Regions from separate parts of the Homo sapiens genome. Here region 1 is linked to region 2. A link is a loop called in an ENCODE intact Hi-C map of the cell type or tissue named here. Cell type or tissue: GM12878. All regions are shown on one strand. Each heading gives the region's core, and the rest is flanking DNA. Links, peaks and the distances in the headings are about the cores only. Region 1 overlaps WFDC1 (WAP four-disulfide core domain 1). Region 2 overlaps OSGIN1 (oxidative stress induced growth inhibitor 1).

What was found. Hi-C counts contacts between places; a loop is a spot of excess contacts. Peaks named below come from ENCODE experiments on the same cell type or tissue, not always from the same donor. Only the 100,000 strongest peaks of a DNase experiment are listed, where the experiment ranks them.
Region 1: it touches region 2 in a loop (3-fold over the local background); 3 of 110 quality-filtered maps call a loop at or near these places.

Annotation. Positions count from the first base shown.
Region 1 is chr16:84,299,293-84,316,099 of GRCh38, reverse strand. It overlaps WFDC1 (WAP four-disulfide core domain 1), which reads right to left. Exons shown (of 7, transcript NM_021197.4): 2 at 2,947-3,139. Among named protein-coding and RNA genes, the nearest start is that of WFDC1, 13 kb to the right of the region's middle. RefSeq lists a silencer at 1,491-1,649 and an enhancer at 8,349-9,548. In GM12878, for the core only: a CTCF peak has its summit at 7,776 (motif pointing right); no DNase peak of the experiment used is centred there.
Region 2 is chr16:83,953,367-83,964,669 of GRCh38, reverse strand. It overlaps OSGIN1 (oxidative stress induced growth inhibitor 1), which reads right to left. Exons shown (of 6, transcript NM_182981.3): 1 at 11,300-11,303; 2 at 6,932-7,030; 3 at 5,274-5,410; 4 at 3,910-4,101; 5 at 3,598-3,689. The coding sequence starts at 6,998. Among named protein-coding and RNA genes, the nearest start is that of OSGIN1, 5.8 kb to the right of the region's middle. RefSeq lists an enhancer at 9,848-10,617 and a silencer at 11,106-11,155. In GM12878, for the core only: CTCF peaks have their summits at 7,744 (motif pointing left) and 10,470; a DNase peak (open chromatin) is centred at 7,689; H3K4me3 peaks cover 96 bases.

The DNA.
Region 1 (16,807 bases), core at 4,121-12,120, 350 kb before region 2:
TTTTCAGGTGGGAAACGTAGTAATATGTGCTGTTTGTATTCTCTTTTGCCTTGATCAAAGGCTTCTGAGCAGCAGGGAAATAAGCAAATGTTTGGAGTAGTGAAACTTGGTCCGGGCTCCCCATTACTCTAGTTGAAGACCCTTAAAGGCCTGGTGGCCCTGGGGTCTCAGCTCTTCATGACCTCACTGGAACTACCTGGGATCACCTCCCAAATAAACAACCTGGGCCCAAGTCCTTGTCTCTGGGTCTGCTTTGGACAGACCCAAATCCAGATGGCAATGAAGAAGTAAGGTGCCTGGAACAGGGCCTGAGTTAGACCAGTGTTTCTCAATGCAGAGCGATTTTGTTCCCCAGAGAGCATTTAGGAAAGATTAGAGACATTTTTGGTTGTCACAACTTGGGGTAGAGGTTGCTACTGGCATCTGGTGGGGAAGGGCCAAGGAAGCCGCTGACCATCCTACAGTGCACGGGAGAGCGCCCCCCTGCCCAGCAAGTAGAATCAACCAATCCCAAATGTCAATATGCCAAGATTGTGAAATCTGGTGTTAGACAGCATTGTTGTTATTACTCACTAGTAGTATGATTGCTCTTCCTGCTGGCTAGTGAATGAATGAATGAGTGAATATTTATTGAGTATTATATGCCCAGAGACCGTTTTAGATGCTGGGGTTACAGCAGTGAATGAAAGACAAACTCCCTGCCCTGTGGGGCTGACCTTCAAGTGGGGAGAGAACAGTCAATGAACAAACAAGTAAAACACAGTCTTCCAGATTACGCTACAGAGAAAAATTAAACAGGGATGGAGGGTTTAAAAATGGCCAAGGAGGGGCTGTCATTGAGAGAGGGAAATCTTTCCTGAAAAGTGGCCTTTGGAAATAGGTCTAAAGGAGGCAAGGAAGTGAGCCATGGGATGTCTGGGGGAGGATATTCCTGGCAATGAAGGACCCCACACGTGGGTACAGGTGCCAGGGCAGGGGCTCCACATTCCCACACTCACGGCCTAAGGCAATGAACACTTCTCTACAGTCAGACAACTGGATGGAAACTGCAGGTCTGCCTGCTGTGTGACCTTGGGCAAATGATTCAGCTTCTCTGAGCTTCAGTTGTGACACAGGGCTGATAACAGTCATCTCATCAAGCTGTGTGAGCGTGAAACGAGATGATGTATGAAAAGGCTATTGGGAATGCCATGTACAGTTGTATCATCTGTGCACTGCTCAAAAGCACCTGCTATAGGCAGGAGGCAAGGCTAGAATCCCTATGTCAGGTCACATTCCAGAGGAAGGGGCACCATTTTTGATAAGTCCACCCAGAGGGGAGTGCCTTTATGTGCTTGTCCACCATGAGGGGCAACATTTAGGTTTTCTTATGAAGGCTGAGTAGGAGGCTGCCTGGCCTGGAGCAGCGGCCAGTTCCTGCCCAGAGGCAGTACTGAAATAGTCCCTGTCTGTCTTGATGAGCATTATAAGACTGTAATTATGAGCATGATTAAGTGTGCTGAGTCCCCTGTCATCGCTGTGACCTCACCCCAAAGAAAACAAAGTGAGGTCATCCTTGCCATCTCTGACTCTCCTCTCAGCCTTGGGAGGAGGGGCTGGGCCACCTTCTCGAGCCGCCTTCCCTAATTAAGGCCCATGGGAACCCACAGCCTCTCGTGGAAGGTACAGTCCAAACAGCTGTTGTTATCACCCTGAGCAGAGCCGAGGGTGGAGAAGACTTCCTTGCCGCAAATCCTACCCGCTTAGGGGCACATTTTCCCCACCCAAGGGCACATTTTCCCCAGGAAATAGCTACTTGTCTACCCTACTCCCCACTTACTGTCCCCGACGGGGTCACCTCCTTCCCTTCCCAAACCTTCTCTTCAAAAGGGATCTGAAACTCCGTCCTGCCAATGATGAATCCCTGAACATTGTTTCTCCCCGAGAGGTTGGCATCGTGATTCAACACACATCTCATTATCTGCTCCCAGCCCCGCGCAGTGCTGAGCACTTTGGAGTGGCAGGTCCACCGTGAGCTGCACGTTGTCTTTTCTTTTCTTTTTCTTTCTTTTTTTTTTTGAGACAGAGTCTCACTTTGTCACCCACGCTGGAGTGCAATGGCACAACCTTGGCTCACTGCAAGCTCCACCTCCTGGGTTCAAGTGATTCTCCTGCCTCAGTCTCCCAAGTAGCTGGGATTTGAGGCTCCTGCCACCACGCCTGGCTAATTTTTGTATTTTTAGTAGAGACGGGGTTTCAGCATGTTGCCCAGACTGGTCTTGAACTCCTGACCTCAGGTGATCCACCCATTTCACAGGAGAGGAGACTCAAGAAAGTGACAGCTGGCCGGTGGATCTGAAGCCACGCACCCGCTCCTCTCTGGGGCACGCCCCATCTGGATTGCTAAGCTCCTGGTCTCCACCTCAAATACCCCAGGGCCAGGCATGAGAAGTGTGGCGGGCCTGGTGGGTTGATGGGGTGAGTGGGAAGCTAGAGGACACCTCCTCATCCAGGGGCACCTGAGGTTCCAGCTGGTGGCAGCCCAGGGAACATGGTCCGGTATTTTAAAGAAAAGCCTCGAATCTTGATCTTTTAAATGAGAAATCCCACTGCACCCGCATCCTATCAGCGGGCATTTTCCCGGGAATGGGTGTCTGCTGGACTGTGGCTCCCTGGAGGCATCTAGGGTCCCTGCCCCCATCCCATTTTCATAGGAAGTGGCATTTTCTCTGGAAGGGCATCTCCTACAACGCAAGTCCCCAGGGGCAGTGGGACACACAGCAGCTGCACAGCAGCGCCACGCCTGCTCAAGGAGCGCCCGTCCCAGTTCACAGGTGCGCAGTGGAGGCGCCCGAGACCCGCCCAGGTGGCCCAGCTTTAAGCCCAGCTCCTTTCTTCCCCTCCCCCGGGACAGCTCTGTTCACCTGTCCTCCTCCCTCAGCCCCCTCCCTCGGGCCCAGGACCTACCTGGCGGGGGCGGCACAGCTTCTAGGCAGGCGTAGGCGCATCCGTTGTAGCAGCAGCGCCGGTGCCGCGGGCACTCGGAGTCCGCCTGACAGCGCGCGGCCTGGCAGGCGCCGGGGGGCAGCGTCCGCGGAGGCGGCGGGCAGCGGTCTGCTCGGGGCTGCCGGGGGCCGCCGGGCGCGCCCGCCTCCTCGGCCTGCGGGGAGAGGGCGGTGTCAGCAGCTCTGGGGCGCGCGTTCGAGTCCCGGCGCCACCCGGAGCTTGCAAGGGGGTGGGCAGTGCGCCGGGCCTCTCTGAGCCTGCGTTTCCTCTTGTGAGAAACAGCAAGCAGGCAGAGCCAGCCTCGGAGGGCGGCTCAGAAGGTCAGAAGATACCATGTATCTTTTTATAACAGTCGGCACGAAATAACTGAAAGCCCAGAGCAAAAGGATAAGCAAATCTTGGTGTGTTTGCTGAAGGACAATTACTTAAGTATCTACCCGGTGTGAGAGAGAGATGATACATAATACATAATATATGTGGTATATATGTGTATATACATATATGTCTGCATGTATACATATACGTACACACATATGTCTATATGTACATATGTATATGTACATATGTGTGGATTTCTTAGAATCCATGTTTATATAGAGCTTTGAGAATTTACAAATTATACACAGAATCATTAAATCCATGCAACAACATCGCTACATCTCAGAAAATAAAGAAAGGAAAAAAGCCAGATCAAAAGAGAACACCACAGTGGGATTCCACTTATATTTGCAGCTCAAAAACAGGCCAAGCTGATGTCTGGCATGAGAAGTCAGGAATCTGGTGGGCAGTGACTGGCTGGGAACACGTGGTCTTGGGACTGGCTCTGTTCTGTTTCTTGGTCTGGGGGCTGGTTACATGGTGTGTTTATTTTGTGGGAATTCATGGAGCTGAACACGTAGGATTTATACGCTTTGAAGTATTTTTTGTTTGTTTGTTTTGTTTTGTTTTTGAGACGGAGTTTCGCTCTTGTTGCCCAGGCTGGAATGCAGTGGCGCGATCTCAGCTCACCACAACCTCCACCTCCTGGGTTCAAGCGATTCTCCTGCCTCAGCCTCCCGAGTAGCTGGGATTAGAGGCATGTGCCACCACACCCGGCTAATTTTGTATTTTTAGTAGAGACAGGGTTTCTACATGTTGGCCAGGCTGGTCTGGACCTCCCTACCTCAGGTGATCCGCCTGCCTCAGCCTCCCAAAGTGCTGGGATTACAGGTGTGAGCCACCGCGCCTGGCCCGAAGTATTATGTTTTAATAAAAAGTTCAAAAATAAGATATAGGGGCCAGGTGCTGTGGCACACAAGCGTATAATCCCAGCATTTCCAGAAGTCAAGGTGGGTGAATCACTTGAGCTCAGAAGTTTTGAGACCAGGCTGGCCAACATAGCGAAACCCCTTCTCCACTAAAAAAAAAAAAAAAAAAAAAGCAGTCAGGCATGCTCATTCTCTCCTGTAGTCCCAGGTACTTGGGAGGCTGAGGCGGGAGGATGGTTTGATCCCAGGAGGTCAAGGCTGCAGTGAGCTGTGATCGCACTACTCCCCTCCAGCCTGGGCAATAGAGTGAGACCCTGTTAAAAAAAAAAAAAAAAAAAAAGTCCAGGCGCAGTGGCTCACACCTGTAATCCCAGCACTTTGGGAGGCCAAGGTAGGTGGATCATGAGGTCAGGAGATCGAGACCATCCTGGCTAACACGGTGAAACCCCGTCTCTACTAAAAATACAAAAAAAAGAAAAAAAATTAGCCGGGCGTGGTGGCGAGCACCTGTAGGAGAATGGTGTGGACCTGGGAGTCGGAGCTTGCAGTGAGCCAAGATCGAGCCATTGCACTCCAGGCTGGGTGACAGAGTGAGACTCCATCTCCAAAAAAAAAAAAGATATAGTACTGTACTTAACATATAGGAATATGGGTGAGTGACCAATAAGATCAATATTTTAAAGGTAAGACCGAGAAAGTTTAAGCCACCAGGCAAACTGCCCTGGGTCCCCTGACACCAGACTCCATCCAGGCCCAGTAACACTCTTCTGCTTCTATGAAAATGGGGTGCGTGGTGAGCAGTTTGTGCTCATTTGCACACACACACAGAGTTAGATACAGGATAGATTAATTGGAAAAAAACCACCCTGGCTTGCGCTGCCTCCTGGCCTCTGCCTAAACTGTTCCTTTAATCTAAAATGCTTCACCTACTTACCTCCCCACAAGTCCTCCCCCAACATATTCAAAATCTGGCCCCCTTGTGCTGGCCCAGTACATAGGGCATATCTGCAAATTGGAATAGTAGACAGCCATGAAAACCTGCCTTTAAGGTGTTGGCAAAAAATGAAATAAGACTCAATGTGCCACATATGAAAGATCGCCAGGATATGGCGGCTCATGAAGAAAACCACGGTTCGGAACAGCGTGTAGGCTCTGCCCCATCTGTGTTTTTAAAAAAATGCACACAGATGTAACATATATATATCTATTTGCATAGGCTGAGAACGTTTTTGGAAGGATACACAAGATCACACAAGAAACCATTAGGAAAGGTGCCTTTGGAGAGAAGAATAGGGTGTAAAGCTGAGAGAGATTTCTTTCTATTGTACACCCTTCTGCAGTGGTTCAATGTCTTTTTACCATGTACACATTCTTCTTCAATTTAAAGGCAGTCTCCATGCAGAGCGAGGGCACATCATCCAAGTCCTGGCTTAATCTAGACTTGACTCACAGAACCTCACAAAGCTACTGAAGCTGCTTTGATGACAGTGTGGGCGCCGTCACCTCCAGGCCTTTGCCCGTGCTGATCCTCTGCCGAATGCCCGTTCCTTCAGGTCTTCCAGAGGGACCATTCCCCGAGACTCAAATCAGCGCTCAAGGCTGGGATGTGCTTCGGTGACACCAGCCCTCCCAGGCCAGGGTTAGGGCCACACCACCCCCGCTTCTATGTCCCACACCCACCCTCCCTTGTCACTCTTTCTCGGTGTCTTAATAGAAATCCGCCATCGCATTTAACCAGTGAGCGACCCCTTCAAGGGAGGGCCTCGAGCCTCCTGTGTCTCCTCCTGCACATACAGTTGGCTGAATAAAGGTCCCCAAAGACACCAGGCCCTACTCCCTGGAATCCTAAATGCAAAGGAAAAAGGGTCTTTGCAGACGCAATTAGGTTAAGGATCTTGACATGGGGAGATGATTCTGCATTTTCCAGTGGGCCCTAAATCCAGTCACAAGTGTCTGAGAAGAGGGGAGCAGAGGGAGATCACACACACACACACACACAAGCACGCCCCCCCCACACACACATGTACACACGCACGCACACACACATGCACACAAGAAAGTCATGTGAAGAGGGAGGCAGAGATGGCGTCTACAGACCAAGGAGTGACCATGATTGCCAGCAGCCACCGGAACAGGGATTGGCAAGGAAGGAACCTCTGGAGTTGGGGGGGCGCGGCTCTGCTGACCCCTTGATCTCAGTCCAGTGAAGCTGATGCTGAACTTCTGGCCCCAGAACCATGAGACAATTCATTTCTGTTGGCTTAACCACCCCTCCCACCCCAGTTTGTGGTCATTTGTTACGGCGGCCCCTGGAAACTTGATATCTGTCCCTCTGCCAGGCACATTCTATAAATGAACCCCACCCCAGGCCCAAGTCCCCATCAGTGCCTCCACAGTGGCCTCGTCCCTGGCCTCGATGCCTCCAAATCCATCCATTCTCCAAACTGCAGCCCAAAGAGGCTTTATGAAAGGCACCTGTGGATTTGGTCACCTCTGTGCTCCAAGGCCCCAGAGGCTTCCCAGCACCCTCGGGACAAAGTCCCAGCTCCCCACTCGACCTCCGAGCCCTGCGCCAACCAGGTACATGTTACTTTTTCGATTTAATAACTTAGATATAGGATACATTGGCCTCATCTCATCGCCCCGACCCTCCTTGTCCTTACATGCCAGCAAACTGCCCTCCCTCCTCCCCTCGCCCTCCAAGCACATTCATCTCTTCAAACCGTTTCCTCCAGCTGAGCTTGTCTCATCCGGCAGAGCAGACGGGCAACCAGAGCGGGCTCCACAGCTAACGGCCTTGGTTCAAATCCCGGCTCTAGGGCTTAAATCCTCTCTGCCACTCACTTGCTGTGTGACCTTGGGCAAGCATCAGTTTCTCCCTACAGAACTTCCCTCCTGGGGTATCCTGAGTCTGCACCCAGGATGGTGTCTACACCCAGGATGGCATCTATGCCCAGGCTGGTGTCTACACCCAGGATGGCATCTATGCCCAGGCTGGCGTCTACACCCAGGCTGGCATCTACACCCAGGCTGGCATCTACACTGAGGATGGCATCTACACCCAGGCTGGCGTCTACACTCAGCATGGCGTCTACACCCAGGCTGGCATCTACACTCAGGATGGCGTCTACACCCAGGCTGGCATCTACACTCAGGATGGCATCTACACCAAGGATGGCGTCTACACCCAGGCTGGTGTCTACACTCAGGATGGAGTGTACACCCAGGCGGGCATCTACACTCAGGCTGGCATCTAGCACAGTGCCACCGATCATCATTGGCACGTGCTGGTCCTCTGCCTGGAAGGCCTCCCATCAGCTTCAATTGGCCAAATCACCCTTTAGTCCTCAGCTTAAACAGCCTTCTGAGGGCAGCTTTCCCCAGACTCGTCGGGATGTTTCTAGTATGATTCTTCATTTTTAGGCCCTCGCCACCCCACACTGAGAGCAGAGGCTGTGTCTGTCCCTGCCTGGCTGGGACCGAGCGCAGTCCTTCCTGCGTGCCTATCTGGGTAGCTGCAAATTGCACACGGTGTCACCAGTGCCCTGCAGGGGGCACCAGGTCCCTGGGAACAGGTCCGGGCCGGGTGCCCCTGGGAATTGGTGGAATCACCAAGGCCAGAGGTTTTCAGCTGCCCCCAGGGAGCCTCAGGGCCTGAGACTGAGGGCATGAGGGGCAGAGAGCAGGAATGGCCAAGCAGGAGCGGGGGGTGGTGCGGCAGGAAAGCCTGGGAGGGGGGCCCCTGGCCCCCATCCCTGCTTCACCCAGAGAACCCTTCTTTTTACTCTTGTAAACATTGGCTGTTAAATTCACGAAAAGTGAAAATGACCACTAAGCTGGCATTTGGTGGATATGGAGACGAGGCCTTAAGGAGGTGAATGGTTTTCCCCAAAGACAGAGGGGAGACCAGAGCGTGGACCTTTTATCACCTTTTATCACCCCTTTCTCCGCCCAATCTCCCTCACCCCTGTAACCACCACCAATAACTTTCCAGCCGCAGCAGGTGCATAATCCCACGCCATTAGCTCTCAGTTCACTTGCTGCAGAATTAACTACATTGGACCCATGTTGGGGTCCGCAATTTTTAATCCTAATCTAACATGACAGGCGCCCCAGCCTCCTTCGGAGGGTGGTTAAGAATACACCGTACGTCGTCGGGAGGGGGCGGCTTATTTTTCCGCCCAGCTTATTTTTCGATGAAGCCTCATTTATGAAATTTAATGGAACCTGGTGATCAGAAGCAAAACACTTTTCACCCACCACAAATGCCTCCCAGTCCTGGGACTTCCTTAATGGCAGTCCCAGATGGGAGGGTACGCAGAGATCAATTTGAGCTGTGCCGCCGTCTCAGAGGAAAATTCAAATGTCATTTCTCAGAATTTGGAGAGAACAAAGAGATAAGCGCCTTAGAAGCCACATCTCCCGAGTTATTTACTGCGTGACTGAAACAACAGATGGTCGTGAGTGATAAAGCACTGATTTCACTGAGAGGCCCAGATTAAAGGATTACATGTTTTGAAAAATATTTCATGTCACGCAAGGTGACACTCAAAGAGGGTTCTAAACACAGGGCGTTTTCTGGAGTTCTGGGAAATAGCTTTTACTCAGAGACATGAACAGCTTACCCTCCAATTTATCCCTGGCCCCATGGGTTAAAGGAGTTAACAGCCAAGGTTCTTGGCCTAGAGGTCGGACTGGAATTGACTCCCCTGACCCCCTCCACGTCTCTGACCTCTCTTCCAGCACTCCCCTCCTTACTCATTCTCTCCAGCCACCCAGTCCCACCTCTGGGCCTTTGCACTGGCTCTTTCCCCGCCCACCCACCATATCTGCCCGGCTCTCACCTACCTGGGATCTGCTCATACAGCCTTCCCTTCCCCCTCTCCCTGCTTTGTGGAGCTTCACACACCTCATCACCCTTGGGTGGACTGTGTATTATGAACTCATTTGTTTGCTGTTTTTCTCCCTCCTAGGGACAGGAACTTGGTTTTGTTCTTACCTGTGTCCCTGGCTCGTAGAACAGTGCCTGGCACATAGCAAGTACTCAGTAAATATTCTTCGGGTGGAACAAAAGCTGTGATGATGATGATGATGATGAAGATGAGGATGATGGTGGTCAACACACCCTGGCAGTTTGCTGGGCACCCTTCTAAGTGCTTAACATGCATTAACTCGCTGATCTGCACATGGGCCCTGTGCAGTGGGTTCTGCAGAGCAGGGGTCCTGCACAGGTGTGGGGGCAGCCCTTTTGTTTGTGTAAGGCTGTGCTATGGGCAAGCATCATCACACTCCTATGCTCACTTAATGCGGATGTGAATTAGGGGAGTGGGTCTTGATATCCCACACTCCAGAGATGAGGAAGGATGCTTTCAAAATGTAAAGCTGGACTCGGCCATCCTCAGTTTCTGAGGATTCGCTGCTCCTCCTGGCCTTGGAGGCTTCCGCACACTGTTCCTTCTACTCGGAACGCTTCCTAACTCTTTTTCACAGCTGAACCTCCACATCCTTTGGGGCAAGAACTTAGGAGCCATATCCCAAGATGGAAGGGACCGAAGCTCATGATCTCTTATACATCAAAGGCTGCTTTGCACAGGGATTAAGGGCTCAGGTGTAGGAGTCTGACGCGTCTGGGTTTGAACCCCATGGCTGTGCGATCATACAGGAAAATCACTAACGTATCTGAGCGTCATCTGCAAAATGGACACAAAAGTAATACCTGCTGCCGATGTCTGTGGTGAAGATCAAAAGAGACCACACCTGCGTGTGCTCGGCTCAGCACGGGCAATGCTAATCCATAGTTCACCTGATTTTTATTCCTTTTATTATTATTATTATTATTATTATTATTATTATTATTATTATTTTGAGAAAAGGTCTCACTCTGTCACCCAGGCTGGAGTGCAAGGGCACGATCTCAGCTCACTGCAACCTCCGCCTCCCAGACTCAACCAGTTCTCATGCTTCAGCCTCCCAAGTAGCTGGGACTACAGGTGCCCGCCACCACGCCTGGCTAATATTTTGTATTTTTAGTAGAGATGGGGTTTTGCCTTGTTGCCCAGGATGGTCTTGAACTCCTGAGCTCAGGTGATCTGCCTGCTTCAGCCTCCCAAAGTGCTGGGATTACAAGCGTCAGCCACCACGCCTGGCTCCTTTTATTTTTAATCAATGGACTCAGAAGCCTCTCGTCCCATAGTAACTTCATTCTTCATATCTTCCAGTCTTTCTTCATTTCCGCTGTATCCTCCCTCAATTCACTCCCAGATGATTTAGTGAACGCCCACCATCTCCATAGCGTTAGGTTAGATGCTCAGCAGATGCAGAAGAAACCTAAGGAGCTCCAGTCCAGCTGAGGCTGCAGATACACGTACGAGAAACCCACCAGCAACAGTGAAAAGTGGGATTGGATATAACCTCATCATTTCTGGATAAGACCAGGGCAAACAACTCGCAGAGTTCCTAAGAGAAGGGGCCATGCGGAAACAGCCACCCAGCATGTGCAAGAGCACTGCCCTCGGAGGACCACCTGAAGTCGCCTCCAGCCCTCCCCAGTAGGTACCACTGCTGTCCCCATTGCATAGGTGAGGAAACGGAGGCACACAGTCACCATACACAGACACCAGGCTTAGAGCCTGGGCTGTGTGATTCATGCTTATGGCAAGGGAGGCAGCATTTAGTAAGCTCTTACTGTGTGCCAATGCTGTGCTGGGTCCTCACATACTGAATCTTCAGTATCACCCTCTGGGGCTGCTGCTATTCTAAACCCACTTTACTGATGAGGAAACTGAGGCACAAAAAAACTAAAAGCATTTGCCCAAGAGCAAGCAGCTGAGAAGAGTCAGAGGCAGGACTCGAACCTGGGTCTGTCCTACTCCATGGGCGTTCCTGACCCAGGAGCCTGGAACTGGGAGTTGCTTCCCAATGGTGCCTGTCAATTTCTTCCCATTCTTTCAGTCCAGGGGCTCTCTCCCCCTCCCAAAGTGTTCCCTCTGCCCTCCTGTGGCCCAGCCCCAGCTCAGGGTGGAGTCAAAATGGGGGCCCCCAGGTACACATTTGTCCTGGCCCCCTCTTTGCAGCCCTTCCCTCCCAGCTTATGTTGCCTCTCAGATGAAAACAAAATAATGCCACATGAAATCCCTGAGAAAGGAGGACACTCACCCCAGACGGACGACACCTTCCTGAAAACCCCAGAGCAACCCGTGATTTCCAGCTTTTATTTTCATTCCTGCTCAGGGATTGTACAGTAAGTCTATTTCAAAGTAGCCACTGAGCACACATTCATGGTACAACTTAGACAAGAACCCTCCGGTTCTGTATGCCTTACCTGGATAAAAATGATTCCTGGCCGGGCGCGGTGGCTCACACCTATAATCCCAGCACTTTGGGAGGCCAAGGCAGGTGGATCACCTGAGGTCAGGAGTTCGAGACCAGCCTGGCCAATATGGTGAAACCCGTCTCTACTAAAAATACAAAAACTAGCCAGGCGTGGTGGCGGGTGCCTATAATCCCAGCTATTCAGGAGGCTGAGGCAGGAGAATCATTTGAACCACGCAGGCAGAAGTTGCAGTGAGCCAGACGGCACCACTGCAATCCAGCCTGGGTGACAAGAGTGAAACTATATGACCTTTTGTTCATATAGATGAACAAAAATAGATTTGCAAAGCCATTCTGCCACTGATATCCCTAGGAAGCAGGTGGGGAAATGCCCATTTTGGGCTGCAGCAGTGGGAACCCCAATTCAGCAAGTCCAAGTCCAGATTCAATTAAAGCAAACAAGCTGGATGTGCAACCAAAAGAGGCTGGATACATAAGTGAAGGCACAGAGAACACCAGGCAGGCCTTAGAAAGGAAGATGTCGATCCACCATGTTAACATACTTCCCACAGATTATTAAGTGAAAATGCAACATATAAAACAGTGTGAATAAGCCAGACACCAAATAGCACATACTGGATGATTCCATTTCCATGAAACGTCTACAACAGGCAGATCCATAAAGACAGAAAGTGGATTGGTAGTTGCCAGAGGCTGCGGGAAGAGGGAAGGAGGACTGACGGCTAATGGCTGCAGGGTTTCCTGTAGGGTTGATGGGAACGTTCCAAAACTAGGCAGTTAGGACGGTTGCATGACTCTGAGTATACTAAACACCACTGAATTGTACCTTTGAAAGGGTGAATTGTCTGTCATGTGAATTTCATTTCAATAAAAGAAATCTGAATCAGTACGAATAAAATACCACTAAGAGAAAACACGTGTGCTGTGTGTAACTGCTTCATGAAACAATCTAGACAGACACCCCAGAATGTCACCAGAGTTTACATCTTGGAGGAAGAATTCAGATCATTTCTACTAATTTATAACTTTCTGTGTTGCCTGACTTTTTTTTTTTTTTACAGTAAACATCATTCTTTTAATAATCAGTAGAAGAATTTATAAACCACTTCCATTTAGGGAAAAAGAATCCAATCTCCAGAGCTGCCACCAAAGCTACCCACATGCCTCCCTCAGTGCTCACCACCCCCTTCCTTCCACATGCAGGAGCTTTTACCCTTCTTTGGAAAGTTCCAGCAGCTTAGCGGCCAGACCAATAAAAATGCACCCCAGCACTGGTTTGCGTGGTGGAGGAAGAAAGCCAGTTTTCCTCTAAGCATTACTTGCTCTTCCTCTGGAATTTGGACGTCAAACATCTAAAAATATGTCGCTCCCCGGAACAGTGGGCTTAGAGTTCAGCGTGCGTAGATGAATGCCATTTCCTGGTGCCCGGGGCCCTTAACACTGGGCTCTGGGGACAGAATTTGGCACAAGGTTAATGGGACTTCCTCAGAGGGAGGCCAAAAAAAAAAAAAAAAGAAAGAAAGAAATTCACGAGACGGCAAAGTCGACCAAGTCTTCCCAACAATGTCATTGTCAGTCAGTGCACCCGAGAGTCCTCTAGAACTTTCCATCCCTTCTATTCTGTTCCGGAAGGTTTTAACATAATTGATTCATTCATTCAACAGTAAATTCATAATTCCCAGGCCCACTGGGTTTCGGGCGCTGGGCTGGAAATGGGGAGTTCCGAGTTGAACCAGAAGACGTTGGCCCTGACTTCACGTGGCTGTTTCAGGACAAGTCAGAGACACCACACACAACAGCACACAGATAAGGCGAACGAATTGCTTTTTGTGGTCATCTGCAAAAGCAGTTAGAGAGAAACCTAAACAAATCATGCCAATAACAACAACAGAGCTAAATGCTAAGAAGGAAGAGCTGGGCTCTTATGTAAACATTTAAGGGAAATCATAATGGGGCATTCAGGGAGAGGCCTCGGAGGAGATGGGCGTGAAGCTACGATGACCCACGAGCCGGAGTGGGCACCGTGAGCGGACACTTGCTGAGAGGCTGCCTCTCGGTGCTGGGGACACAGAGGACTCACAAGGACTCTATGTGCCATCGCAGAATTCCCGAGAGGTGCCTCAGGTTCTCGCTGCTTTTTAGAAAAATTATTGTGGTAAAATATATATAACATGCAATTTTCCATTTCAGCCATCTTAAGTGTGCGAGTTGGCGGCATTAATTAGACTTACGATGTGTGCAACCACCTCCATGATCTATTTCTGCGGCTTTTCCATCACCCCAGGCAGAACCTCTGTTCTCATCAGACAGCTGCCCCCTATTCCTCCCTCCCCCAGCCCCTGGCAACCAAGAATCTCCTTCCCGTCCCGCTGGATTTGCCTCTTCTGGACGTTGCATCCAAACAGTGTCACACACCCGTGGCCTTTGTGCACTCAGCATCATGTCTTCGAGGTTCATCTGTGCAATGGCGTGTGTCCAGGCTCCGTACCTTTCTATGGCTGAGTTCTAGTCCCCTGAGTGGACAGGTGCGATGTGCTCACCCCATGGGCATCCATCTGCCTCTGCCCTGTGGCTGCGGTGAGTGCTGGCACAGAGGTGTCCTGCTTTCCTGTCTCCCTCTCCCGAGTGATAACCACACAGGGACCTGGGATGCTTCTTTACTCGTTGATTTCCACCTGGAATTTCAGGGCTGGGACCTCAGATGAGGAATCTCAGTCCCAGCGAGGAGAAAGTGATTTGCCTAAGGTCCCCCTCAAAAGTCAGCTATTCATGGACTTTTCATTCCTTCCAGTCCCCCCTCCATGCCAGGTTCTGGGCTAGACACCAGGGTGTGGCCAAGCCTACAGTAAGTTTGCTTCACATCAGTACGACATATCCCCTCTCTCCAGCACCCAGGCAGCTCCGGGGCTTTTCTGGGGTTCTCAACCATGAGCCTTGAAGACCCCCTCCTGGGTGCTGCTGGGGGTTTCCGGAGCCTACTGAGCACCCGCTGACCCCCAAGACGTAGGCATCTTCATAGTCTTGATGATGAAGTCCCGCAGGGTGTGAGCTCACCTGGTTCAAGGAGCAGACAAAGCTCCCAGACTCTGGGGATATAGTGATAGCCCCACTTGTCCCCAGCCAAAACAGCACAGATAAGTCATTCTCTGCAATGGCCTCAGTTTCCTTATCTGTGAAATGTCTCGTTGCCGGTTGCAACCAACAGAAGCTGACTCCCTTGATGCCCAGAGCAGACTGTATTCGTGTCCGAGGGTGCTGCAACAAAATGCCACACGCTGGGGGCTTAAAACAACACAAGTGGATTCTTTCACAGTTCTGGAAGCCAGAAGGCTGAGATCCAGGTGTCTGGCAGGGTTGGTTCCTTTGTGGAGGCTCTAAGGAGAAAACCTTTCAATGTCTCTCCCAGCTTCCAGTGGTGGCTGGCAGTCCCTCATGTTCTCTGGTCCCTCATGTGTCTCTTGTAGATACATCACTCTGACCTCTGCAACCCTCTGTCTTTGCATGGCCTTCTCTCCATGTGTCTCTGATTCTATGTCTCTTCTCCTTTTCCTTTTTTTTTTTGAGATGAAGTCTCACTCTGTCGCCCAGGCTGGAGTGCAATGGCATGATCTTGGCTCACTGCAACGTCCACCTCGCCTCCCAGGTTCAAGTGATTCTACTGCCTCAGCCTCCTGAGTAGCTGTGATTACAGGCATGCACCACCATGCCCAACTAATGTTTGTATTTTTAGTAGAGACAGGGTTTCAGCATGTTGGCCAGGCTGGTCTCGAACTCCTGACCTCGGGTGATCCGCCCACCTCGGCCTCCCAAAGTGCTGGAATTACAGGCGTGGGCCACCATGCCTGGCCCCTTCTCCTTTTCTTATAAGGAACGGGGTTCATATTAAGGAACCACCCACCTCCAGCATGACTTCATCTTATTTTGACTAATTACACCTGTAATGAACCTGTTTCCAAAAAAGGTCACATTCACAAGGATCAGAAGTTAGGGGTTGGATATATCTTTGGGGGGACACAGTTCAACCCACAGCATGGATCCGACAGGATTCGAGTGCAGGGAGTACATTTGGGAGGGGATCCCAGGAAGCCCCAGCTGGGGAGTGGGAAGCTGGGCAGGAAAGGGAAGGCGCCCTTCAGGGAGTGTTAATGAGCAGGTGGCTGCCTGGGCACTAGAGCTCAAACCCAGTGGACCTTGGAGAAACCGTGTGGAACACTCCTCACTCGTGTCCCACCAAAGTTGAGAAGCCAGCTGGGCCATCGGGCTCCAGCTCCATTTGCTCCTACAGGTGTTACCTCCCCGGCACCTTGGCCTGACTGTGTGTGGGCTGAGCAGGCTCCTGCAGCCAGAGAAAGCCTTCAGGCCAGCAGACACAGATGCTTACGGTACAAAGATGAAGGTGAAGGTCAGAACTCATGGAATGGTGAAAGCACAGCTCCAGGCCATCTGCTTCTCCCACTCTTGCTATCTCAGCAAAAAATAAAAGGATGTTTGGAAGGCTCTCAAGAGCTCACAGAAATAATGGGGGAAAGGAGATGGGGAACTGAGGAATGCAAGTTGTGGGCCACTGCTGGCTCCTACAGTCCCCTACTGCTATTAGCACAGGGGGTGCCTCCAGATAGACAATGCAATGCTCCCCTCCCTCCCCCCGTCTGGCAGGATGCATTTGAAAGAGAAAGTGGCACCAGCTCCTGGCTGCTCTAGCCCCTCCCAGCCCCCCTCAGCAGGACAGGCATCTCTGGGCAGGGTGCAAACTGAACCACCATTTCCAGCTGCCCTGGAGGGGTGCTTAGAGGGGAAAACAGACCCACAGTCACACTGACAGTAGGGGCCAGCCTGCCCAGGCCAGGGGCTGCATAGCACCGAGGCCCGCATGGTGGCTGCCATGGGCCCCACCCGGTGGATTTGTCGAGAGGCTCCCAAGAGCGAATACGTGGCAAACTCTTGCCCTGACACAGTGTAAGCGCTCAGTAAATCATTGTTCTCAGGAGTTTCATCTAATGCCAGGAAAGAAAAACCAAAAACACCAAGTCCACAGAACCGACTGAGCTCCATGGAAAGGTTATTGGACTATTTACAAACGTTCTGCTTCTGTTTTATTCATTCTCATAAATATTTGGTTCTGGAATGGGGTTTTTGGTTTTTTTTTTTTGCTTTTTGTTTTTTGTTTTTTGAGATGGAGTTGCGCTCTTCTTGCCCAGGCTGGAATCCAATGGCACGATCTCGGCTCACCGCAACCTCCGCCT
Region 2 (11,303 bases), core at 3,304-11,303:
GGTGAGCTGACAAACACAAAGTGCTTAGGATGGAACCTGACTGGAAGTAAGTGCCATGTAAGGATAGGCCACCATGATTGTCACCTCAAATGATTAAATATGGTATGATTCCATTTTTACAGAGTTCAGAAACAGGCAGAACTCATCTATGGAGCTGGATGTCAAGAGAGGGGTTACCTCCGGGGATGGGGAATGGGATCCTGATCAGAAAGGGCATGGGGGCTTCTGGGAGGGGGCCTGCTTCTTCATTCTCTGTGCTTACCTTGAGAAATTTCATCAACCTGTACTCACAGGAGTTACGTACTTTTCTATATGTAGCCAATTTATTATTTTATTTTATTTTATTTTATTTTATTTTAATTTTTTGAGACAGAGTCTCACTCTGCTGCCCAGGCTGGAGTGCCGTGGTGTGATCTCAGCTCGCTGCAGCCCCTGCCTCCCGGGCTCAGGTGATTCTCATACCTCGGCCTCCTGAGCAGCTGGAACTACAGGCATGCAGCGCCATACCTGGCTAATTTTTGTATTTTTATTAGAGATGGGGTTTTGCCATGTTGGCCAGGATGGTTTCGAACTCTTGACCTCAAGTGATCCACCAGCCTCGGCCTCCCAAAGTGCTGGGATTACAGGCTTGCGCCACCGCACCCAGCCTATATGTAGTCAAAAAGTTGATTTAAAGTTGATTTAAAGACTCCCATGTGACGCACTCACCATCGTTCCCAGCCCACGCAGCAGCAGGAGGTATTCTATTATTGTTGTTGTTGTTTGGATTGTCACTCTTTCCAGGGGCAGTGACTGCAGGCCCATTCTTGTGGCGGTTGAATGACAGGCTTTGCATCATTCTAGCACCTTCCTGTATCTCACTGTGTGACCTTAGATGAGTTAATCTACCCAGCTTGTGGGCTCATGGTTCAAGATGAACTCCCATACGGGAGAATCCTGTGCCACCTGCCGTCCGGCTACATGTAGCAGGAGCTGACAATGGACCCCCAAGGCCGTGCCAGTCAACCCAGCGCAGCCCGTCTGCGACCCTGGAATTTATCTCTGTGGGCAGTCATTCTTTTCTCAGTTTTTGTAAAGATTGTGACACAGAACGGTCCCAAGAGCATGTTCTGTGCAGAGTTATTTATAATAATGACACAATGGAAAGAATGAATGCTCCAGGGCTGGCAGGGGCTGGGTAACCTTGGCAGTGCCATGAGGCAGGGGGTGTGTCTGCGGTGGTTTTGTGCTCTGACGTCTAAGCCCAAGGCCTGGCACATAATAAGCATTCGGTGAAGATTTGCTGGACTGGGGATGCTCACTCGCCTTTGGGAATATTGTGAGGCCATGTAAAAGGATGGTTTTGAACGCTGTGACTTCACCACATGAAACGCTTGGGATACAATGTGAAAATGCAAAATGAGCCTATAAAAGGCTGTGCTTACAAGCGAAATGTAAGTTTCTGGCTGCCTACTAACATGTAGCTACACAAACCTGGAAGTCTTCCTGCCAAACATGCAGAAGAGTCTTCGCATCAAAGAGATAGTGAGGCCTGGAGGGGGACGCCTGGAGTGCCTGCCGTTGGGGACACAGGCCTGGTCACAGCCCTGGGGGCGGAGGAAGCAGGGCTTCCCGAGAGGCAGACTGCACCCAGGTATCTGCGCTGGGGCAGCTTCTCATTGAGTGGATGCACCCCAGGAGGAGCAGGGACTAGAACTCCTTTATTCAGTGATTGAAACTGTGAGAGGCAAATCAATCTTGGGGCCCCCAAATCACTAAGTTAAAGGAAAAGTCAAGCAGGGAACTGCCTAGGGCAAAGCTGCCTCCCGTCCTACTCAAAGTCTTCCCTCTGCCCACTGAGATAAATGCACACCTGATTGCCTCCTTTGGAAAGGCTTATAAGAAACTCGAAAGAATGCAACCGTTTGTCTCTCACCTGTCTGAGACCTGGAAACACCCCTCCCTGCTGGAGTTGTCCCGCCTCTGGACGGAACCAATGTCCATCTTACATATAGTGATTGATGTCTCAAGTCTCCCTAACGTATACAGCCAGGCTGTGCCCCGACCACCATGTGTACATGTTATCAGGACCTCCTGAGGCTGTGTCATGGTTGTGCGTCTTCAACCTTGGCAATTAAACTTCCTAAATTAGCCTGGCGTGGTGGCTCACGCCTGTAATCCCAGCACTTTGGGAGGCCGAGGTGGGCGGATCACGAGATCAGGAGATCGAGACCATCCTGGCTAACACGGTGAAACCCCGTCTCTACTAAAAATACAAAAAATAATTAGCCGGGTGTGGTGGTGGGCACCTGTAGTCCCAGCTACTCGGGAGGCTGGGGCAGGAGAATGGCTTGAACCTGGGAGGCGGAGCTTGCAGTGAGCTGAGATCGCGCCACTGCACTCCAGCCTGGGCGACAGAGGGAGACTTCATTAAAAACAAACAACAAATAAACAAACAAAACTTCCTAAATTAACTGAGACCCATCTCAAATATTCAGGGTTCACAAACCTTTTCTCTAGGGTGGCCATGATGGGGCAGGAAGCCAGATGGGGAAAAAATACCCCAGGAGTGAAAGGGCGTGGAGAAGTGTGGGTTTGGGGTGAGCTGTTTTCCTTCTGCATTTCCAATAACCTGCATGACCTTAGGTGAGTTAATTTACCCAACTTGGGGGCTCATGGTTAAGGATGAAACTCACCTGTAGCAAAAGCATTAAAAAAAAAAAAAAGAAAAGAAAAAAGAAAGTCACCCTATTAGCTGACCCAGAAAGATTGTTCTAGGCCAGGCTCAGAATAGAGGAAAGGGCTGAAGGGAGACCACAAGGACTGGGGGACCTGTGCCAGAGGCACGGGGCAGGGCGTGGGGCTCAGGGGCCAGGTGTTACCCCCTCCTTAGAGGCTGGGGCACTATGGGGAGGCCCAGTTGGGGGCCATGTGACAGGGCGGTCTGCTGCTTGCACGGGACAGGGGGTCCTCGGGTGAGCCCAGCTCTGCTGCTCACCCCCACTCATGTGGGGTGGACAAGTCCTTTCCCTATCTGAGCCTCAGTTTCCCCCTCTGGAAGAAGAGGAAGACAGACCAGATGCACTCTGAAGCCCCTGTACCTCTGGCTCACGGGCTCACTGTGGGGGGCCTGTGAAATCCCCCAAATCACTAAGCTAAAGGGAAAAGTCAAGCTGAGAACTGCTGAGGGCCACCCTGCCTCCCATTCCATTCCAAGTCACCCCTCTGCTCCCTGAGATAGATGCGTATCTGATCGCCTCATTTGGAGAGGCTCATCAGAACCTCAAAAGAATGCAACTGTTTATCTCTCACCTACCTGCGACCTGGAAGCCCCCTCCCCACTTCCTGCCTTTGCTTCAAGCTGGCCCAGCTTTCCAGACCGAACCAATGTACTTCTTACAAATATTGATTGATGTCTCATGTCTCCCTAAAATGTATAAAACCAAGCTGTGCCGGATCACCTTGGGCACATGTCATTAGGACTTCCTGAGGCTGTCACGGGCGCGTCCTCAACCTTGGAAAAATAAACTTTCTAAATTAACTGAGACCTGTCTCAGATTTTCTGGGTTCACAGGCCCAACCTTCCGTGTCCCCCAAGGCGTTCCGGGGCGGCCTCACCTTCGCTTCTTCTGCATCCAGTCCTTGACCTCCAGGTCCGGGAGCCCCATCCACTGGCCTTGGCTCAGGATCACCATGGAGCCTTCGATGGACTGCAGGGAAAGGAACCCTTTGGTCCAGGCCTCTGCTCGCCTGAACCCATTTGGGGCTAGAGGGCATGGGAGGCCTTTGCTGGGGCTGGGTAGAGGGAGGAGGGAGAGGCAGGGTTGCGGGGTGGAGAATGAGGAAAGGGAGATGCCAGAGTCCCAGCCCCAAGTGGGGAGAACGAGGGAGAGAGCCCCCCACAAGCCATGCCCTCGCTGCCCCACTCACGTGCCAGGCTCCCCCGGGGAGGTTCCGGCCCAGAACCACGTGGGGGATGGCGTGCTCCTTCCGGTGCTTCCAGGTGAGGACCGACTTCATGTTTCCCCCAAAGTCTGTGTCTGGGCGTAGAAGGGCATCAAAGAGCAGGGCCACGGGGCTTTGGGATCGGCCTTCGAGGCCTTCGGACAGGTAGTCCAGGTCCTGGAGGGGGGCATAGGTCAGAGGGGCTGCTGGAGGAGGGCGGGGTCGTCTTCCCAGAGCCTGAGGCTGGGCAGGAACGTGGGGACTGGGGCCGGGCCATTTCCCTGGCACTGGAGGGTCTCAGAGAGATGCGCACCCTGGGGGTAGTTTGAAGCTCTCGTTTTGAGGTCTTTCTAGGAGGCCAAGGGCCCCAGAGTACAGACCAAATGCGCAAGCTTGGGTGAGACTGGAGCGATTGCCTGGTCCTACATCCCTACCCTAATATCAGTGTGGTCAGATCAGCTTGGGAGGTGCTGCCTCTTAACAGCAGATAACACAGACGGGCATATTAAAGGCTCTGACAAGTCCTGCAGCCATCATTTACCTGTTTAATTTTGCCAAACCCAGTGTGTCCCTGTTTTACTGGAGTGGGGACATTTTTCTCTCTATATTATACTGAGGAACTAGTATTCTATAGAGAGCACTTTGAAAAATGCTGATCTAGATCAAATGGTCAAGACCTATTTCCTCATCTCCAACTCAGGGGCGGGAAGGGAACAGGAGGATGTACACTGCCTGACGAGGGAGGTCGACAAGGGGAGGTCGTGGAGGAGCACAGTGGAAGACAAGGGGTACGGAGGGAGGATTTGCAAACCCTTGTGGGCAGGAGGTAGTGGGACTGAAATATCTGTGGTGGAGTTTCTCAACCTTGGCCGCACTGACATTTGAGCCAGATCATTCTTTGTAGCCAGAACAAAGTCATCCAAATGTCAGTGGGGCCAAGGTTGAGAAGCTCCACCACACATATTTCAGTCTCACCACCCTCGTTGTCCTGTGCAGTGCTGGATGTTTGCCAGCATCCCTGGCCTCCACCCTGCTAGATTTGGTAGTACCGTCACCCTGCCATGACAACCCAAATTGTCTCCAGACATTGCCAGGTGCCCCCCGAGGAGAAAAATCATCCCCTCCTTGAGAACAACCGGCCTAGGGCATAGTGAGCCCTAGATCGTGTGGCATTTGTGGGTCTCTGATTTCTCTTTCACGATCTCCGTGGCTGACTTTGTGGACTCTCGAATTCTTTGTTTAGTCTTGTTTCCAGCAAACACACACTTTTGTTTTTCCCTGGGAAAGCGGCGGTAGTTTTCCAAGGGCGGGTATGTACTACCCAGAGCTCTGGCCCCAGGCTGACCCACCTGGTCCAGGATGGAGACCCCCGGGGCCTCGGTGAGCTTCCTCTGCAGCAGGGGGTGTGGGTGGATGGCATCTGGCTTCGTGTAGGGTGTGTAGCCGGAGAGCAGGTAGGACAGGCAGATACCAGAGGGGCCGTTACCTGGGGAGAGAGGGTGGAGGTTAAAGGGGGTGGCCTTTTCAGGTGGGGGACACTACTGTGGAGGGCTTTGATCTAGATGCGGCGCATTCATTCATTTATCCTTCATTCATAAAAATAAATATTTATTAAGCCCTTAGCCTGTGCCAGACACTGTGCCTAATAATACTTTTAAAAAGAAGGAATGAACAACTGCTGAGAGCTTACTCTGTGCCAGGAATTGTACTGAGAGCTTTCACAACAGCCTCACAACAGCTTTAGCGAGGTAAGTGCCACTCTTTTCCTCCTTTTATACTTGAGGAAATGGGCACAGAGAGGTTAAGTTACTTGCCTGTGGTCACACGGCCGGAAGGTAGACGAGCCGGGATTAAAACCCAGACAGAGGGAATATCTGACGACGCGACTGAGATTCTGAGATTGCTAAGAACTAGGTCAGATGGATGAGTGAATGTAGCACAGATTGCTACGTGGCCTGGGGGCGAACTTGAGTGGTGGGTGCTTGTGGGCGCTCAGGGGTGCTGAGCCGCCTGTTGGGTCTGCTGCTTGCACGTCTGAAGAACTGCGCTGCCATCTGTGGCGCTTCCTGGGCGATTCACCAGGCACAGCCCTGTGATAGCGCTTCTCTTTTTATCTGTCCTTTCCCCTCTTCTTATCTCGTCTGATTCGGAATATTACTCATATGCAGGATACCAGGAAGAACCATATGAAATCACAGGCACCCATCTGCTTTTGCCTTACAGAAATGACCATCTCACGTGGCTTAATCGGACGCCTGCATACTGGGGGGTCATCTGTCCCCATTTGTGCAGACAGAGGACAGGAATCATAAGCCGCTACTGTGTGTCCTCTCATGTGGGCACCTAGCACAGTGCTGGGCACAGGGTAGTCATGGGATCAGTGTGGGCTCAGGACCAGGCCTCCCTGCGCCACGCCGGGTCGCCTCCAGCTGATGGGTGTGTTCTAGACCCCTGGGTTCTCGGAAGTGTGAAAGGGAATGATAGCTTATAAACTGCTAAGCCTAGCACTGGCCACATAGTAAACGCTCAATGGCTTAATTTAAAGACCACTGTAAAGAGGCCAGGCCTGGGCCAGGCATGGTGGTTCACACCTATAATCCCAGCACTTTGGGAGGCTGAGGCAGGCAGATCACTTGAGGTCAGGAGTTCGAGACCAGCCTGGCCGACATGGCGAAACCCCATCTCTACTAAAAATACAAAAGTTAGCTGGGCATGGTGGCATGCACCTGTAATCCCAGCTACTTGGTAGGCTGAAGCAGGAGAATCGCTTGAGCCCGGGAGGGAGAGGTTGCAGTGAACCAAGATTGCACTACTGCACTCCAGCCTGGGCGACAGAGTGAGACTTTGTCTCAAATAAATAAATAAATAAATAAATAAATAAATAAAAAATAAACCCCAAAAACGAAAAAAGACACCAGGCCTGGACTTGCCCAGCTCCTGCCCTCAGACCTGGGGGGTACCCGGAAGGCTCAGCGGAGCCCCTCCCTGGCTGGGGCCTGACACTCACCCACAATGATGACCGGGAGGGGCTCTGAGCTGCTGGCGCCGAGGTGGTCCTTTCTGGAGGAGCTCATGGCTGGTGGGGGGCTTGGGGCTGGCAGCGGACCTGGAGTGGGGGAGAGGGGAAGGAAGAGTCCATTCGGGTGAGGCCTGGGTGTCCACACAGCCACTTCACCTCCCAGCTAGGGTGGCCTCCTGTGGCCCTCAGGGTCTGGTCCGGGGTCCCCATGAGACATATCTGACGGGACTCCCTTCTTGCTCTCACACAGCCTCTGCTCCAAACAGGCTGTTTGCCCCACCCCTCCCCAGTCATGCAGAATGTGCCCTCCCCTCCTCGGGCCTGGTTGCCCCAGGCAGCCACTGTCCCTCCGAGCCTCACTCTACTCTCCCATCTCACTGGGGCAGTAACAGTCCCCGAAACTCATTATCTGTCTTCCCGAGAGGCCATTCCTGCCCAACCCAGGAACCAGCCCTGCCAGACCCTTCTGTGGGCCACAGTCCTCGAGTCCCAGTGTGGCCTGGTGGACTCGTCATCCAGCCCTGGCACGTTGCTTCCTATCCCATTCCCGGGCCTCTCTGGGTCTCAGTTTCCTCATCTGTAAAATGGAAGCAATGAGTCCCTACCTCCTAGGGTGGTTGAGGGACACAGTAGGATCACAGACGGGAAGCACCTGCCTGGAGTGAATCTGCCACAGGGAATGGGCCAGCGCTGTGGCCTGCCCCAGGAGCTGGGATGGACTTGGGGAAATGGAAGCAGTGGCCAGGTTTGGGGACGTGCTGGTGAACCTGCCATCTCTGGGGCAGCCGCGCCCTCTGCTGGCCGCAGGCCCAAATCGCTCAAAGGGACCCAAGTGCTGGTCCTAGAGCTGCCGGTTCCCAGAGGAGCATCAGACCTACCTTCTTCCCCACACCAGCTAGCAGCGGACACCAGCCTCACCCGAGGGCCACATGCTGCCATCCTGAGGACCACAAGGCAACACCCTTGTGGGCACAGGGATGATGAGCATTTGGCACTTACTGTGTACCGGGTATTTGACATGCTTTTTCTCATATCCGCCTCACGCTGACCCTGTGCAGCCCTGGCCATATTAATGTCCCATTTCACAGATGTGTAAACGGGGCTCAGAGAGGTCGCACAAACTTCTCAGTGTCACACAGCTGGCTTTGAAACCCAGGGCTCACTGGTGCCAAGACCCTGCCAGTGCCACCACCCACACCACTCGGCCTGTCCCTCGAGATCCAGGGCCCATCCAGGTGTCACACTCAAGTGGGCGGGCACAGGGCTTGGACCACCCAGAGTGGCCAGGGGTGGGGGCCCAGGGCCACCTGCCTCCAGAATTCTTCCAGAGAAAGTGGGAATCTGGATTTCTATGTGAATGATCTGAGTTGAAGAAGTGGGCAATGAATGAACGCAGAGTTTTGGAAGATGCTTAAAAGGCCAACCAAACACAGCTGAGACCAGTGTGTGGCCTCTGATGTGTGCAGGGTGACAGAAACACCTTCGTCCACCTCCAGGCAGGTCCCGAGGAGAGGGATGAGAAACTGCCACACAGATGGGCCACTGAGAGGACCTATGTGTCGCCCCCACAGTGACAACAACTGACCTTCTCAGAGCACTCTACAGTTTGCAAGGAGGTTGCATCTAAGCAGTAGCGTCCAGCCCGCTCAGCAGCCTTGAGAGGTGAGCCCTGTCACCTCTGTCTTGCAGGTGAGGAGAAGGAGGCTCCGAGGGTGAGGATGTGCCTAGCGGGGAAGGGGTCTGTCAGGGACCCCTGTGTCGGTGCTCTCTGCTCCCTTGAGCATAGCCTTTCTTGCCTCCACTGGCGTGGGGGCCAGGGACAGCCTCCGTGTCCTGTCTAGGCAAGCTCGTGTGCCCAGCACCGAAGACCTCCTCCTCCCTTTCCAGAGAGAAGGAAGGTGACACGCTGCAGTCACCAGGGACCACATGGCCTCTTCATGCTCAGCTCCCTACAAGACCCCAGGCTGCCTGCCTTGAGGGGGAGATTTCAGGGGGACGCTGCCACCAATTATAATAGTAGTAGTAGTTACAAGAACAACAAAGACAGCATGTGGCTGACATTTCCATACTTCTGTGGAGTGGGCTGGGTGCCAGGCATGATCTCAACACTTAATACACGTTAACAAATTGAATCCTTATTTAATCGGGTTGTTGTAAGTACTCTGAGGGCCAGAGCGTTTCTCACCGCCCTTTATAGTTTGCAAGGTGGTTGAACCAGCTCTTGCAGGCTGGGCTGGATCAGAGCCCAGGCCGCCCTGCTCCAGAGCCTTCTCTGTGCCCCAAGTGCTGTGAGAGGTCCTGCTGAGACCCCTCTGCCGGGTGGAACGTGCAGTGTCCGTTCCAGGGTCCCCCACTTCTCTGTCGCAGCGCTAGTGGCAGGCGGGGAGGCAGAGGGACAGCTGAGGACCTGGTGTTCTGGCTGGGAAGGGATCATTTCTCATTGACTCTGGGTGCTGAGTATACCCAGAGGCCTTGGAGAACAGGACTACGGGTCTCAGAGTGCTTTCTCTGGCTTGCTCCTGATACCCTCGAATGGCTCTGGGCCCCTCAGTCCTCATCATGGTCCCCGGGAACAGCAGCCACTGGGGAGCATGGGACCTCCTGGTAAAGGGCTTCCCCGCATCACCTCCTTTGATCCTCCTAGCAACCCACTTTGCAGATGAGGAGACTAAGGCTAGGAGAGGTGAAGCCGTGCCCTGAGGCTACAGAGCCGGTGGGCGATGGAACTGATATTTGATCCCCGTGGGCTGACACCCCCAGGCACCCCAGCCCCTTCACCAAACGAGTGAGCCAACCTGCTCCATCTGCCCCAGTGCGCCCACCCTGGGCCATGCCCTGCCCCTCCTTTGTTCTTTCAGATTTTCCCACCACCCCAAGAAGGGCATTTGCAGGAGCCCCTGCTGGCCAATGAGGAATCAGAACTGGCTGCCCCTTCCCACCCTTTGCAGGCAGCAGAGGACACTGGTTTACCACCAGGGCTTTGGGGCTCCAAGTCCAGGGCTCCCTCCTGGGACTGTCCTCAGGCTCTTGAACAGAAGCTTCTGGATGCCACATACATGAGGTCACCACCCAGGGGCTGGACCTGAGAAGTCACTTCCCGTTCAGAGTGACACAGGACGCCCCAAAGTCCGAAGCAGCTTGACGCTGTCACTCATAACCTCGGACAAATATGCTGCCAACTTACAAAAGAGAGTTCAAAAGTTTCATTTCAATTCCTTTTGTGCTTTTTAGTTTTACGGAGTTGGAAGAATCAATTTTTAATGTTATCTTTTTAAGTCCCTTTAATTGAAGATGGCAGATGTTGATGGAAAGAAGTTAACATTAAAAATTGATGTTTCAAATTTCACAAAGGCAAACAGGATAAAAGAAATGAAAACAGTTGCACCTTCGACTGACGTTTCTTTCAAGTGTGCGGCATTTGTACTTCTGAGGTTGTTAAAGCTGCAAACTGCTCTGAGACTCTGGGACACCTGTATGTCTGCGTTTCTTTGGCACCTCTAGTGGCCATTTACTCCTTTGCCTTTGAAGACACCCCAGGAGGTGGGTGTTCTTATCCCCATTGTGCAGAGGAAGAAAAGCTGGTCAGGAGGAGTGGGCGTCTTGCCCCAGGTCACCTAGGAGGGTCCAAGACCACGGCCATGTGACAAATCTTAGTTCTGCCAAGTCCCCTCCAGTAAAACAGCTGATTACAGGGAGACCAAGAAAGTGACACGAAGCCCTGGGGGCGCTAAAGTGTGAGGGGGTGGTCTGTCCACGCAAGCGGCACTTGCCATTTATCACAGACGAGCCCTCGCCCCAGTGCCGCACACCTGGAGCCCAGGGTCTCCTGCAGCTCCCCAGCCTCCCAGGGGCCGCCCTCCCAACCCGCCGCACTCTTGAGCCTCCTGAGAGAAGCTAAGTCGCTGGGACCTCCAGGGATGGGGGCTGTTCATGGGCACCCAAGGGCTCTGTCCCTCCTGAGCAGGAGAAGCAGAAACCCAGAAGGCACCCAGCCTGGCTGCCGACCCAGTGGCCTTGGAACAGCTGGGCAGTAAGCCCGGGCTGGCCACACCCCTCTTTCCTGCTAGGAGCGGCGGTCACATGGCCCAGGGTACGCTGGGACTGTGGCCGCTTCAGCTGCTTGGCTGAGGGTACCAGGCACCTGGACAGGGACACAGCTGAGGATCTGGGAGGAACCTGGTGTAGGGGAGAATCCTGCCGGGCTCCAGAGAACCCAGGCGAGGGCCTCCACTCAGGACCACCCGGGACCCCCGCCTGGCGCCAGGGCTCTGCAGACCCTCCGGTCCAGCTGGGCTTGCCACGGGTGCCTGGGATGTGCCTGATTCCCTGCCCCGGAACCTGGCCCCGGACACTCACCTGA